3 separate regions of the Homo sapiens genome follow, and regions 1 and 3 are each linked to region 2. The links are chromatin contacts, found by Hi-C or POLR2A ChIA-PET in ENCODE. All regions are on one chromosome and are shown on one strand. The core of a region is the stretch at or near the end of the contact, and the rest is flanking DNA. Distances in the headings are between cores, read along the strand shown. Region 1 holds the start of CHMP3-AS1 (CHMP3 and RNF103 antisense RNA 1). Region 2 overlaps KDM3A (lysine demethylase 3A). Region 3 has its middle 47 kb from the start of KDM3A.

Evidence for each region. A loop is a pair of places that touch in the nucleus more often than their neighbours do. ChIA-PET counts read pairs that join two places held with the same protein, here RNA polymerase II (POLR2A). Pooled maps may share reads with other maps.
Region 1: a loop to region 2 is called in a map of ascending aorta, with 2.3 times the contacts of the local background. The contact joins the promoter of CHMP3-AS1 here to the enhancer-like site in region 2. A Hi-C loop is called at or near these places in 3 of 168 maps with a recorded cell type or tissue (ascending aorta, heart left ventricle and naive thymus-derived CD4-positive, alpha-beta T cell) and 10 of 50 pooled maps. POLR2A ChIA-PET finds 5 or more read pairs at or near these places in 7 of 52 experiments (CD4-positive, alpha-beta memory T cell, GM12878, MCF 10A and 4 more).
Region 3: a loop to region 2 is called in a map of Caco-2, with 3 times the contacts of the local background. The contact joins two enhancer-like sites. A Hi-C loop is called at or near these places in 5 of 168 maps with a recorded cell type or tissue (Caco-2, PC-3, astrocyte of the cerebellum and 2 more) and 3 of 50 pooled maps. POLR2A ChIA-PET finds 5 or more read pairs at or near these places in 2 of 52 experiments (Panc1 and activated naive CD4-positive, alpha-beta T cell).

The regions. Positions count from the first base shown.
Region 1 is chr2:86,558,948-86,563,524 of GRCh38, reverse strand. It overlaps CHMP3-AS1 (CHMP3 and RNF103 antisense RNA 1), which reads right to left and starts at 1,455. Exons shown (of 6, transcript NR_183901.1): 1 at 1,278-1,455; 2 at 605-679; 3 at 126-257. All of the region lies in intron 3 of RNF103-CHMP3 (RNF103-CHMP3 readthrough), which reads left to right. CHMP3 (charged multivesicular body protein 3) reads left to right here and starts at 82. Exons shown (of 6, transcript NM_016079.4): 1 at 82-221. The coding sequence starts at 177. RefSeq lists enhancers at 1-219, 377-476, 487-656.
Region 2 is chr2:86,477,551-86,481,970 of GRCh38, reverse strand. It overlaps KDM3A (lysine demethylase 3A), which reads right to left. Exons shown (of 26, transcript NM_018433.6): 13 at 3,942-4,094; 14 at 3,706-3,801; 15 at 3,236-3,363; 16 at 1,609-1,804; 17 at 1-41. Among named protein-coding and RNA genes, the nearest start is that of KDM3A, 38 kb to the right of the region's middle. RefSeq lists an enhancer at 1-165. Within about 2 kb of position 1,715, at least 6 of the 41 ENCODE cell types and tissues checked have a DNase peak (open chromatin) inside an H3K27ac peak, as active enhancers do.
Region 3 is chr2:86,392,019-86,396,905 of GRCh38, reverse strand. No RefSeq gene overlaps it. Among named protein-coding and RNA genes, the nearest start is that of KDM3A, 47 kb to the left of the region's middle. Within about 2 kb of position 3,221, at least 6 of the 41 ENCODE cell types and tissues checked have a DNase peak (open chromatin) inside an H3K27ac peak, as active enhancers do.

The DNA.
Region 1 (4,577 bases), core at 206-2,705, 82 kb before region 2:
TCACTCGATTCTGCGCAGGCGTATGGCGCATGCGCAACATCCCCTAGTGCCGCCGCTCCCTACTCTGGGGGTTGGGACTACCTCCTTTTCCGCGGGCCCCGCCCAGGCGGCTGCCCGTGACCTGCCTGGGCGCGGGGAACTGAAAGCCGGAAGGGGCAAGACGGGTTCAGTTCGTCATGGGGCTGTTTGGAAAGACCCAGGAGAAGCCGCCCAAAGAACTGGTAAGGGCTACGGCGGCGGCAGATAAGCGGGTGGATCTGTGTGGGGCGTAGTGAAGTTGGTAAATGACAGGACACTCTTCTCCCCACCGCCTGCCCGATACCGCCCGGCCCCCATTTCCGGGGACTCCCACTCGACAGGGGGGCCGGAGGAAGAGTCTTTAGGAGTCGGCTGTGGGACGCGAGAGCTCCTGGTGCCATGGCTCTCGAACAGGTAGCCGAGGGTGGATGAAGAGTTTCTCCACCTCGCCACTGAGCGCGTAGGCAGCGACACCGTCCTGGCCTCGGAAACCTCTTCCCCCTGCGCGCGTTGGTACGACCCGCCCGGAACCTTTTCCCAGCGTAGGCCCCACCCCTCCAGCCCGGCTGCGGACCACCCGGAGAACCTTCTCCTGCCCGAAGCGTTGTTTGGAGCGGGCCGGGTCGCGTCTGCCGGAGGAGCCGTCTGTTCTCCGTCCTCCCTGTTGTGTTGAAAAAGAGGCTCAGTTTCCTCTTTCCCCAGCCCTTGTGTTGACCCTAGGCACATACCGTAGCGGGGCAGGGACTCGACCCAGAAGAATGTTACAGAAGATAGCTCTGGACCCGGCTTCGAACTCTCGTTACCTATTAATTGAGATAATATTGGGAGGCAAACAGTTGAAAATGCCCTGCAGTCAGTCAACCTAAGTTTGAATCCTGCCTTCCCACATCTCAGCTCTGTGATCTCTGGAAAGTTCACTTCTCAGTGCCTTCTCGACTGTGAAGCCAGAATAATAGTAGTGTCACCTCAGAGTAATTGAAGATTCAGGGATGTAAAGTTTTCATATTGGTAGTTAGGGCTAATTCTTTAAATACGGCACAGCTTTGCTACTCAAATGCCAACCAGCAGCATCAACATCACCTGGGAGCTTGTTAAATCTCGGACACCACTCCAGACCCACTGAGTCAGATTTTGAATTCTGACAAGCTCCCTAATGATTAGTGTGCACATCAGTGCTTTGAGAAGCACTGCTCTGCAACACCTAGGCTTGTCCATAATGGAAAAAAAAAATCCTGAAATCCTTTAATAAATGATCTTACCTGTTCAGCTCTAGCAGGCACATTTTAAAAACTAATCTTATGCATCTTGCAATTCCTGGCACATAATGTGCGTTAATGTAAATTTGTTGTTGTTGTTGTTAAAGGCCCTAGAACAGTAGACACTCATTATTTTCGTCAGGAAACTTACTCAGTTTTGCTCCTTGGTAAAATAAAAATTGTGGCGCTTAAATGAAATAACGGTATAACATCACTTTGGAAACTATAGAACATTATATAGATGCACATTTTGTGACATCTGTATATTCTAAGATTCTTGTTATTGTAGAAGTGTGGTAGGGAGAGATTATTTGTTGTCTTCAGTGTTTGGCCTTGGCATTGCCATTCGTAAATTGAGATAAGATTATGGAGAAGCAAAAAAGATGCTGGGGAAATGGTTGCTTTATTGTTTAAACTAGTCTCTAGTATATGTACTACTATACTACTCTAGTATATTGTACACTTAGATTGTTTTTAAATGATAAATTGCTAAGAACACGATATTGGTACACTCTTCAGTAGGGTAATCTACCTGAGAAAGCTGATTGACACTGGAAAATGGCAGGGTTGATGCATGAGATTGGTTTTTAAAACTATGCTTGCCAGAGCCGAACAGGTAAGATCATTTATTGAATAAAAAATTTTAGTTGTTTTTCCCCCCATTATGGACAAGTCTGGGTATTGTAGAGCAGTGCTTCTCAAGCATTAGTGTGCACACTAATCATTAGGGATCTTGTCAGAATTCAAAATCTGATTCAGTAGGTCTTGGATAGGGTCTGAGATTTCTAATAAGCTCCCAGGTGATGTTGATGCTGCTGGTCTACACTTGAGTAGCAAGATTGTAGAGTGAATTAAGATTAGCCCTAACTACCACCACCTTTAGCTAACATATTGAACCAGGCATTGTGTTAAGCACTCTGCAATGTTATGAGGTAGGAACTGTTATTGTCTCCACTTTACAGGTGGCAACTGAGGCATACAGTATTTAGGTAATTTGCCCAAGGTCATACAGTTTGTGAATTACAGCACCAGAGGTTATGTATTCTAAGGCCTATACTTAGAATTATCATGCCATTTATACTACCTCCCAAAGAGGGATTATAAAGGTGAAATAAGAAGCCAAAGAACTTAACTTCTAGCAAGTAAGATAAACATTTTAAGAGCTGGTTTGGATAGGGCACCTGATATGGTTTGGATCTGTGTCCCCGCCAAATCTCATGTCAAATTGTCATCCCCAGTGTTGGAGGTGGGACCTAGTATGAGGTGATTGGATCATGGGAGCAGATTTCCCATGAGTGGTTTAGCACTATCACCTTTGGTACTGTCCTTGAGATAGTGAGTTCTCATGAGATCTGGTTGTTTAAAAGTGTGTAGCACCTTCTCCCTCATTCTCTCTTGCTCCTGCCATGTAAGATGCCTATTTCTTTGCCTTCCCCCATGATTGGAAGCTTCCTGAGGCCTCCCCAAAAGCAGAAGCTGCTGTGCTTCCCGTACAGTCTGCAGAACTGTGAGCCAGTTAAACCTCTTTTCTTTTTTTTTTTTTTAAATTATACTTTAAGTTCTGGGTTACATGTGCAGAACGTGCAGTTTTGTTACATATATACACGTGCTGTGGTGGTTTGCTGCACCCATCAACTGGTCACCTACATTAGGTATTTTTGCTAATGTTATCCCTCCCCAACCCCCAACCCCTGACAGGCCCCGGTGTGTGATGATCCCCTCCCTGTGTCCATATGTTCTCATTGTTCAATTCCCACTTATGAGTGAGAACATGCGGTGTTCGGTTTTCTGATCTTGTGATAGTTTGCTGAGAATGATGGTTTCCAGCTTCATCCATGTCCCTGCAAAGGACGTGAACTCATCCTTTTTTATGGCTTCATAGTATTCCATGGTGCCACATTTTCTTAATCCAGTCTATGATTGATGGACATTTGGGTTGGTTCCAAGTCTTTGCTATTGTGAATAGTGCTGCAATAATTTTTTTTTTTTGAGATGGAGTCTCGCTCTGTCGCCCAGGCAGTGCAGTGGCGCGATCTCAGCTCACTGCAACCTCCGCCTCCTGGGTTCAAGGGATTCTCCTGCCTCAGTCTCCTGAGTAGCTGGGACTACAGGCCCGTGCCACCACATCTGGCTAATTTTTTGTGTGTTTAGTAGAGACAGAGTTTCACCGTGTTAGCCAGGATGGTCTTGATCTCCTGACCTCGTGATCTGCCCGCCTTGGCCTCCGAAAGTCTGGGATTACAGGTGTAAGCCACCGCGCCCGGCCCTCTTTTCTTTTTATGAATTACGCAGTCTCAGGTATTTCTTTATAGCAATGTAAGAACCGACTAATACAGTACCACATACACAGGTATAGGAGTTCAGTGGTTGGAGTGATTATCTCCAGGCTGAGATGATCAGAAACAGTTTGACCTTTCACTGTCATGTGTTCCATCCTCTTCCTGCCTATGAATGGGTTCTTGACTATTTAGTAGGATTTTTAGTGTTAGATTATCCACTTTATCTGGTGCTGGAGATACCCTGCCCAAGGTTTTCTTCAAGTTCCTCCTCAGTTCTTCAAGGTACCCATTCAGTTTTGATATGTTTTAGTTTGTTAGAAGAATGTCCATCCACTTTAGGGTCAGCTTCTACCAAGTGCCAGGCTTTCTCTCACACCTGTGACTTGTGAACAAAGAAAGTGTTTTGTCACCAGCTGTGGTTACTTAGCATTAGTCTGTAATTCAAGAAGGTGCCAATAAAGCAGGGATGGTGTATTAGTCAGGGTTTTCCAGAGAAGTAGAACCAATAGGATGGATGGATAGATAGGTAGTTGAGAGGGAATTTAATATGGAAATTGACTGGGGATTATGAAGGCTGAGAAGTACTATCATATGCTGTCTGTAAGCTGGAGACCCAGAGAAGCCAGTGGTGTAGCTCAGTCCAGGGTTGAAGGCCGGAGAACCTAGTGAGTTGGGGTAGCACTGATGGAAGTCCCAGAGTCCAGAGAGTAGAGAACCTACAGTTCTGATGTCTAAGAGCAGGAGACGGGTATCCCAGATGCAGAAGAGAGCAAGAATTTGCCTTTCTTCTGCCTTTTTGTTATGTCCAGACCCTCAACTGATTGGATGGTGCCCACTTACATTGGGTGGGGGCTGATCTTCTTTAGTTCACTGATTGAAATGCCAATCTCTTCCAGAAACACCCTCATAGACATATTCAGAAATAGTGCTTTACCAGCTATCTGGGTATCCCTCAACCCAGCTGAGGAGATACCTAAAATTAACCATCACAGATGGGAAATACTTTTTTCTCTGTAGAACTGCT
Region 2 (4,420 bases), core at 466-2,965:
TTTGATTTCATTCTTTAAAATTGGCATTGTTGGTTGTTTTTCTAAAATAAAACCAAAACATCCAGATGAAAAAACATTCTGAAAGGCAAATCCCTTATTAGTATTCTACTAGCAGAATTACTTTAGAACTTGCTTTCTATTTACTGAAACAAAAAAAATACTTTAGGGAGTAAGTATGAATGATATGATTTACTTAGACGATTCCTCACTGATGTTAAAAACAATAACTATCCAGTACAATGGAATTTTGTAAATTGACCTTTGTATCTAGCAACCCTGACAAATGTTTAGTAAATGTAGATTCTTTTGGATTTTTTGCATGTACTGTCTACAAATATTGGCAGCATTCTCTTTACACATTTTTTTTCCCTGAATGCACTGACCAGGACTTCCAGTACAATGCTTAATAAAGAGTGAAAACAGATATCCTTTGTCTTGTTCTTGAACACAGAAACTGTTTAAAAAAAAAAAAACAAAACCAAACAAACAAAAACCTCAAAGACCAGCTTGGCCAACATGGCAAAACCCCACTTCTACTAAAAATACAAATGTTAGCAGGGCGTGGTGGCAGGCGTCTATAATCCTAGCTATTTAGGAGGCTGAGGCAGGACAATGGCTTGAACCTGGGAGGCAGAGTGCAGTGTTGCAGTGAGCCAAGATCATGCCACTGCACTCCAGCCTGGCTGGACAGAGCAAGATTCCGTCTCAAAAAAACTCAAAACAAATTTTTAAAAAAATTCAACGACTATTTATGATGTCTCCAGTCTTGTTTTTTGGTTTAAACTCTTGATTAAGAATGTTCTTAATTTAAGAAGTTTTTTGTAAATCATTAACAGGTACTGAATTTTACTTAATGTTTTCCTGCATCTTGTCCCATGATTCTTCTACATTTTTGAATGTCAGACTGTATCTTCATTTCTGGAAAAACCTTGAAAAACTTGAATTCTTTTCCGGCCACTTGCTAATTGTCTTACTTCGGCTCAAATGAGCTGGTTTCTATATGCTTCAGCTTCCTCATCAGTAATACAGAAATAATGAGCAGTATTGATGATTGGGCATCACAGAATTACATCACATGTAAAGAGAGGGCCTGGACCACAACAGGAGTTTGAATATTCCTTTTCCTCTTTCTAAGGTATGTATAAACTCACCAGCTGTGCTCTTGCCAGCTTTTCAAATTATTTTTTTCTACAACAGTCATCTTAGACTTAATTTATGAGTTCTTTTAAGAGCTCCTTATCACATTTTTAAAGCTATATAAAGGTTTTTCCAGAAATTCAGATGTAGTCTAACATTCAAATATTCCTTCATTTACAGTGTCAAATTTGATTCATTAAAATTTTGCTCCAGATCTTTGCATGAAAGAAGTGGCCTGCAATTCTTCTCTTCTGTAACACAGCCAGAAGGTGGAAGTCCCTAAATTTTAATGCAGCAAAATTTCTCCTCTTTGGTGCTGCATTTCAAAAACACTTTCATTTGTGGCAGGTTCCAGGATGACTCCAGAGAAGCACTTTCCATTCCACACGACTTCTAACCACTGTTCTCTCAAGTCCTTCCACGAATGGACTAAAATACTCAAGAACAAACACAAAAGCAGGAAACACTCACCCTTGTTTTCCTTGTTGACATTCCCGCTGGTTAGGTCGGCCAGCCAGTTTAGAGGAGATGTGCTGGCTGGACAGGCAGGCTTCATGCTGCCGGCTGGCTTGGAGGCTGCTTCCCCACCCACAGCTGCTGGCTCCAACACTGAGGGATTCTGCTGGAGCACTGCACCAAGAGTCGGTTTTTCTCCAGCTAAAGAAGTCTGTGTTAAGCATTAAAGGACGATTTTACATAAGCTGAAGAATGACAGCTTCCTTTTCTTTTCTTCTCTCCTAATAGCCGACCAACAAGTAAGATAAATATCCAGAACAAAACCACCTAATAGTTAGCCCTGGGTATCCCCACAGCTGCAGTAATCCCGCACTAGTAGAGAATAACTAAAAGGTAGGAGAGATGTCAGCAACTTAAACACAGCAAGGTATTACCCCCCGCACCCTTTCACCAGCCCCTGCTGGTACATATCCCTATTACTCTATGTACCATGCTGGTTTAAAATGACCAGTTTGTGCCTGTCTCCCCTATGAACTCATCCCAGAATTCAGGATAGGCACAGAAAACATGGTTAAAAACGAATAAATGACGCAGGCAGGAAAGGTAAAGCGGTGATTTCAGAAGGAAATGGGATGCAGAGAAAGAGAAAATGCTATTTTGACTTAGCTTTAAAAATGTGATGAGCTCTTAAAAGAACCCATAAATTAAATCTAAGATGACTGCTGTAGAAGAAAATAATTTTAAAAACTGGCAAGAGTGAGTTTATACATACATAAGAAGGAGGAAAAAAAATATTCAAACCCCTGTTGTGGTCCAGGCCCTCTCTTTACATGTGATGTAATTCTGTGATGCCCAATCATCAATATTGCTTCTTATTTCTATATTACTGATGAGGAAGCTGAAGCACATAGAAACCAGCTCACTTCAGCCAAAGTAACACAACTAGCACGTGGAAGGAAAAGAACTCAAATTCAGTTCTGACTCCAAATATTACAAGTCTTCTGCTCTCCCATCCTGCCTTATGACACCACAGCTTTATAGAAATGTAAATTTCTGATTATTAAACACAATGCGGCATACTGATTACTGGAACGAGGGGGAGAAGGGACAGCAAGACGTACATGTGATGGTGGGGAGGAGAGGGATGCCACCAAGGAGAGACATATGAGGACTGAGAAAATTAACATTTTTTACATTGTGTGATGGGCAACTAAAGGTTCATTTCATCATTTCCTTCAACTCTGCATAAACACAGGCAAAATATATTTAGTAATTTTAAAAATGTTAAAGCTTATCTTAATAATTTTAATTCTGCAAAATACACAAAAAATTTTTTTAAACCCTTTACAAATTCGACAGCTACTTATTAGGTAGACTACTTTAGAACTTTGTGCTTCTTCAAGAAACAAAAATGTAAAACCTACTACAAGAGGCCACAGTAGAGTCTACGAAAGTAATGTGAAAAGTCAGAACGGGTCTCTGAACTGTCACATGAACTGTATGAATTCTTTCTCTCTCTCTTTCCACTTGATAGCTATCCCCAGGTTCCTTTCAAATGCACTGATAGAAATCCTTGGGTTATTTGAAAAACAGACAAATGACAATTACAAGAGATGTTGAATTTAACATAAGCAGTAAATACCTGTTTTAGGTCTTCCTTTGAGGCTGGCTTTGAAAAGAGTTTGAATTGCCTGTTTGAACAAGGGCAGTTTGCCTTTATTCCCCATTTCGCTCTTACAGAATGAACAATGTCTCCAACATCATAGAGTGCTAAAGAAAGGGCAGAGGCAAACATCTGAACAAGGATATTAGGAACTTTCAACCTCAACATTACAGAGCAGAAGCTGGCATTCCCCACAGGATTACTTTTCCCACTCCCTCCTTTTCATCCTGCTCCAGAGGCCTTCCCCAAAATGCATTTTCTTTTCTACTACAAAACTATCCCACAAAACTTGACTCGAAAAGTGTTGGAGGAATTATCTAATATATTTCTGGACAACTTACAATACACACTAAAATAAACTTAACGAGTAATAAAGGAAAACAAAACTACCAGCTCCCATGAGTTAACCAAGACAAGGGGAAAGAAAATCACTGCAGCACATGAAATACCTTTTCCAGGAATGATCTGTGTGGGCATTAAGTTCTCTGGTTCATGTATCTGACTCTTCACACATTTTAGCCAAGAGAAAGTCTTGTAAGCAGCACCTGCAAATAACTGATTTGTAGTAACTGTTCTTTACAGACTCTGTCTCCACATGCTTCAAGAAACCCGCCAAACACAAATCAACAAAAACACTTGATTTAACTGTGTAGAGGGGCTGGAGGAGAATCAAATCGGTTCTCACCCTGTTGGCAATTCTTTCTCTTCATCCGGTAGCAGTCCACACATACTCCAAACCCACACCGAGGACACACCCAGTGCAGGTTGAAGATGGTGGTGTCGCACACATCACACATTTCTCGAACACCTTTGACAGCTCGCTTCCAAGCAACCTGTCCTGCAAAAATCAGTAAATCACTTAGTCTTTGGAAGGAGAGGGCTTCTGAAACCAAAAACGAAAGGTAGGGGTTATTGTCATTCCTCCCTGTGACTAGACTTCAAATTAACTTTGTTCAGGCTTCATTGCAAATGCTGTCCTCCACCCCATGAAGTGTTCCTGGATCCCCTCAGCACTCCTAGTAACTTGAATTTGTACTTCAGATTCATGCCTCTTCTCACTTTATGTATTCAGGCACAGTCTCACCTCCCTCTAGGAGAATGAACTCCAAGCAGAATCCCTATTCAGACTGTGCAGCAGTAGTTACACAAGTTGGAGCTCAGACA
Region 3 (4,887 bases), core at 1,972-4,471, 87 kb after region 2:
CCACCACGCCCGACCAAAACCAAGTTTTTTAGGGAATGTTTTCACATTATGTATAAGATGGGGAAGAAAAAGAGTATTATACAGCTTTCATTTTGTTTCAGGGACTGTGCTTTGTGTTGTAATATATTTCCTCTCATTTTCTTACCACAAAATTCTATCAGGTGCACATTATTATCCCCATTTGACAGATGAGGGAGCTGGAGACATGAAGCTCAAGGCCACACAGCTGCTATCTCTATCTGGAATTCAGCATGGACCCTGGCTTGTGGACTATGCTGCCTCCCTGTGGACTATGCACTGCTCCAGAGGCAAAATGGAGACCACAACAATCCATTTCTTGAAACACAGCCTAAGTTTCTAGAATCAAGATAGGTGCATAGCTAAAGTATTTGTCTATGCAAATAGAAACGGGCACAACGGAAAGACCAGGGTCATGAAGGGAAAGTCAGCGAAGGGCGAAGGGGGTGGGGGGCAGAGAGCCAGGAGGTTTGCTGAGGCATTAACCGAGTCCCACGGCTGGCACTGGCTCTAGACTATGAGCTCACCCATACACAATGATCATGGAGCCTGTGCCACCTGATCCAGGGCTTGGCACAGGGTAACTTCTCAGTGTTTCTGACTGAACTGGGGGAGATTTATTGAATAGCATGGGAAGGAGTAGCAGTCCTCAAAATACTGCCTCCAGTGTTTTGTCCACGAAGATGAAGAAAATAACCAGATCTTGCAGCAGCACTGAAAACTACGACCAACAGGCAATCAATAGACAGATAAATTGGGATCTGATTATGAGGCAGATATAACCATTTTGAGGAAAGCACCCAAGCTACAGCTCCTGGTACGAACCCCAGCTTTGCCTTCTGAGTGCTGGATGTAAGTAAGCAAGCTTGATTCTTCCATCTAGGTTTTGTCCTTGGGCTCAGACACACAAAACATAGGAAGAACAAAAGCTGGCATTTAATCCACCCTCTAAATCCCTTGGATATTTATTTATGCACTTTGTGCATTTTTTGTACACTTCCCTTCTCTTTTATACCCTCCATTCTCACATCCCATATTTCTGGAGATAGAGGCTACCAATTCCAGGGAATGGGGCAGTAAGTGAGTCTTGTGTATGTGTATGTTGAGTGGGGGTTGGGGGAAGTGAGTGTGTGTATAGTACATCTTGGGAAGTTAGTTCTAGGAGTAAAGAATTATCGGGCCAGGTGTGGTGGCTCATGCCTGTAATCCCAGCACTTTGGGAGGCCGAGGCGGGCAGATCCCCTGAGATCAGGAGCTCGAGACCAGCACGGCCAACGTGGTGAAACCTAGTCTCTTCTAAAAATACAAAAATTAGCCAGGTGTGGTGGCAGGCACCTGTAATCCCAGCTACTCAGGAGGCTGAGGCAGGAGAATCGCTTGAACTCAGGAGGCAGAGGTTGCAGTGAGCCAAAACTGTGTGGGAGAGACCCAAAGGACCTTGCAGTAGTTCATCCAAGATATTCCATTCATTTAGGGAAACAGAGGAATGCAGACAGGGAGTATGAGAAAGCTGCCATATGGGTAGTGCAACGCTTCCCTGGGAAACAGGCAGGGAAATCAACCTACTCCAAGCTGTAGATTTGAGAAGAGAAACCAAGCACTGTGGAGATGACGACCCACAGCCACCCACCCCCAAATAGTCTGTGTGATCACACCTTGCCTTGTTTGATGCGGAGTGAAGAGAACTGGATTTATAACAACATTTAAAGTGACATTTAAATAATTTAAAACAATATTGGATTTACAACAAAATAATGATTTTTTTTTAACATAGTCTTGCTCTGTCACCCAGGCTGGAGTGCAGTGGCATGATCTCAGCTCACTGCAACCTCCACCTCCTGGATTCAAGCAATTCTCCTGCCTCAGCCTCCCGAGTAGCTGGGATTACAGGTGCGTGCCACCATGCCTGGCTAATTTTTGTGTTTTTAGTAGAGATGGGGTTTCACCATGTTGACCAGGTTGGTCTCGAACTCCTGACCTCGTGATCCACCCGCCTCAGCCTCCCAAAGTCCTGGGATTACAGGCGTGAGCCACCGTGCCCGGCCCTAGCTATCTTTCTTTTATCAATTTCTGATTTAATTCTATTGTAGTCTGAGAGCAGATATTGTGTAGTTTCTGTTGTTTTAAACTTGCTAAGATAGGTGCATGGCCCATAATGTGGTCTGCCATGGTGAATAGAATATATTTTTTACTTTTTAGTATGTGGAAAAACAGTATAATGAACTATATTTTCATCACTAGGCTTCAACTGTTATCAACACATGGCCAATCTTATTTCATCACTGGTTTCTCTCTTCCTGGCTAATTTAAAGCAAATTTTAGAAATTATATCATTTTATCAATAATTGCTTCAGTATATATTATAATGTGGGCATCACCATTGAGAATGTGGTCCTTAGGAATTCAACAAAATCATCCTGTACCAAGACCCACTGATATCCTTGCCTTTACCTACCCTACTCTATGCCCTATACCTTGGCCCAGGCTAGATGAATCTAATTTGTCTCTGTGCACTGAAAGGACTCTGCAGGTGGCTGATATAAATATGCCTTTGGGAAGCTACTTCGGGTGGCCAAGGGGACAGTATTGCAGTTGGCAGTCTGACTCCAGCTGTCACCACTTGTGAGCCATGTAGCCTCAGACAAGGCATTTAACCTCTAGAGCTGTATCAAGGTTTTTCTCTTCTGATTAAATGGAGAACATAAAACCTACTTCACCAAATTGTTATGAAGCTTAACTAAATAAAAGTGAAAGTCAGGTTAGTCATTATTATCACAGTTTATGCAGCAACACAATCATGTCAGGGAAGTCTTTAGTGTAGGGATTTCTTTTGCATACAGGAAGCCCTGTGCCAACTTTAGAGAGTCCAGAAAACCCCATGAAACCACAAGACCTAGGCACCAATTCCCAGAACAAGGCTGAATTTAGTCCCTGATAGAGTCTGAATCCTGACTATGGCAAGCTAGGCAACTCAAACTGTCCATTGTGAACTGGGCATTATCTAATCCACTGAGTCATAAAATTGGAATGTGCAGCAGTACTCAGTATAAAATGGAAATGGTGTTTACAAGATAAGGCCCAAGCAGGTATAAAAGGCTCAAGAATATTGCATAAGCAGGTGGCTCACCCTCCCACATTTTTTGCTTCTACTACTTTACCACCTCTCTCAGCCCACACCAGTGGCCTCAAGGGGAGTTGCCTAGGACTAGCTGACAGAAGAAGAAAAAGCACAGGCTTGGTTTGCAGTGGGTCTGCATGATAGGGCTGCAAGTGAACAGCTGCTGTTTTACAGCTCCCCTGAAGAGTGAGTCTGAAAGGCAAGGGTGAAAGGAAATCCTCTTAATAGGCAGAATTTTAAGCAGTACATCTGTTGTCCACTTACTGTAGAAGGCGAGATGCCCTGGAGTATGCAACTATACCAATTTATGATCAAGGATTAATGGATTAGAAGAGTGGTCACTGACTTCTGAGGAGCAAGATTGGAAGACTAGTGACAAGGAAGTCTTCAGGAAGTATGTGAATTAACTCTTCAAAACAGGCACTAAAAATGTACATATTTGTAACCACTATGAATGCTCACCAAAGGGCATCTACTGAAGAGGCAGCTCTCTGTGGTCTAGTGGAGTGCACAAAACAACCCATGTGTGGCTGAAAGTGATTTCCTTTCCCTAAACATTTTGATGCTTACTCAATGGGCCCATAAACAAAATGTCCACGGTGGCAGGGGTAGATTTTACATGAGCTCACCAAGCTGGATTCCTCTCGCCAAGATTAATCTAGCTAACGTCACTGCTGGGTGCCCAATGTTCTAACAGCAGAGATAACACTGGGGCCTCATTATGACACCTATCCTTGGGCTGCCAGCCAGCCCCAATGTCTTAGGTTGATTATACTGGACATTTTCCATTGCGGAGGAGACAGCAATTTGTCTTTATGGGAATAGATACTTATTCAAGATACGAGTTTGTCTTCTATGCCCACCATAGAAGTCCTTCTGCCAGCACCATTTGTGGGCTTAAATAATGCCTTACTCAACATCTGCAACTCACACAAAATTGCCTTTATTAAGGAGATCATTTTATGGTGAAGGGCATTCTATAGACGTGAGCTCATTACTTGTATCTATAGAATTCACTGTTTTTGCCATGTGCTACACATCACCCCAAATCAGCTGGCTTGATTAAACAGTGGAATGGCCTGTGGAGGGCTCAGTTACAGTGACAGCTGGGAGGCTAGGGTGCTGCCCCATAGCATGCAGTATATGCCATACACCAGTGGCCAAAACATGGTTATGGTCAAACTCTTTCCTAAAATTTTCCTCTGGATCTTTCAGAGGCTTTGCCTTCCTTTTAATTCTTCCTAATGCTATTTTCTCTTAAAAAATTCATCATTGGCTGGGTGTGGTGGCTCATGCCTGTAATCCCAGCACTTTGAGAGGCCAAGGTGGGTGGATCACCTGAGGTCAGGAGTTCCAAATTTCATATGGAACCAAAAAAGAGCCCATATAGCCAAGACAATCCTAAGCAAAAAGAACAAAGCTGGAGGCATCATGCTGCCTGACTTCAAACTATACTACAAGGCTACAGTAAGCAAAACAGCATGGTACTGATACTGAAACAGATATATAGACCAACGGAACAAGACAGAGGCCTCAGAAATCATGCCACACATCTACAACCATCTGATCTTTGAGGAACCTGACAAAAACAAGCAATGGGGAAAGGATTCCCTATTTAATAAATGGTGTTGGGAAAACTGGCTAGCCATATGAGAAAACTGAAACTGGACCCCTTCCTTACACCTTATAAAAACAGTAACTCAAGATGGATTAAAGACTTAAACCTAAGACCTAACACCATAAAAACTATA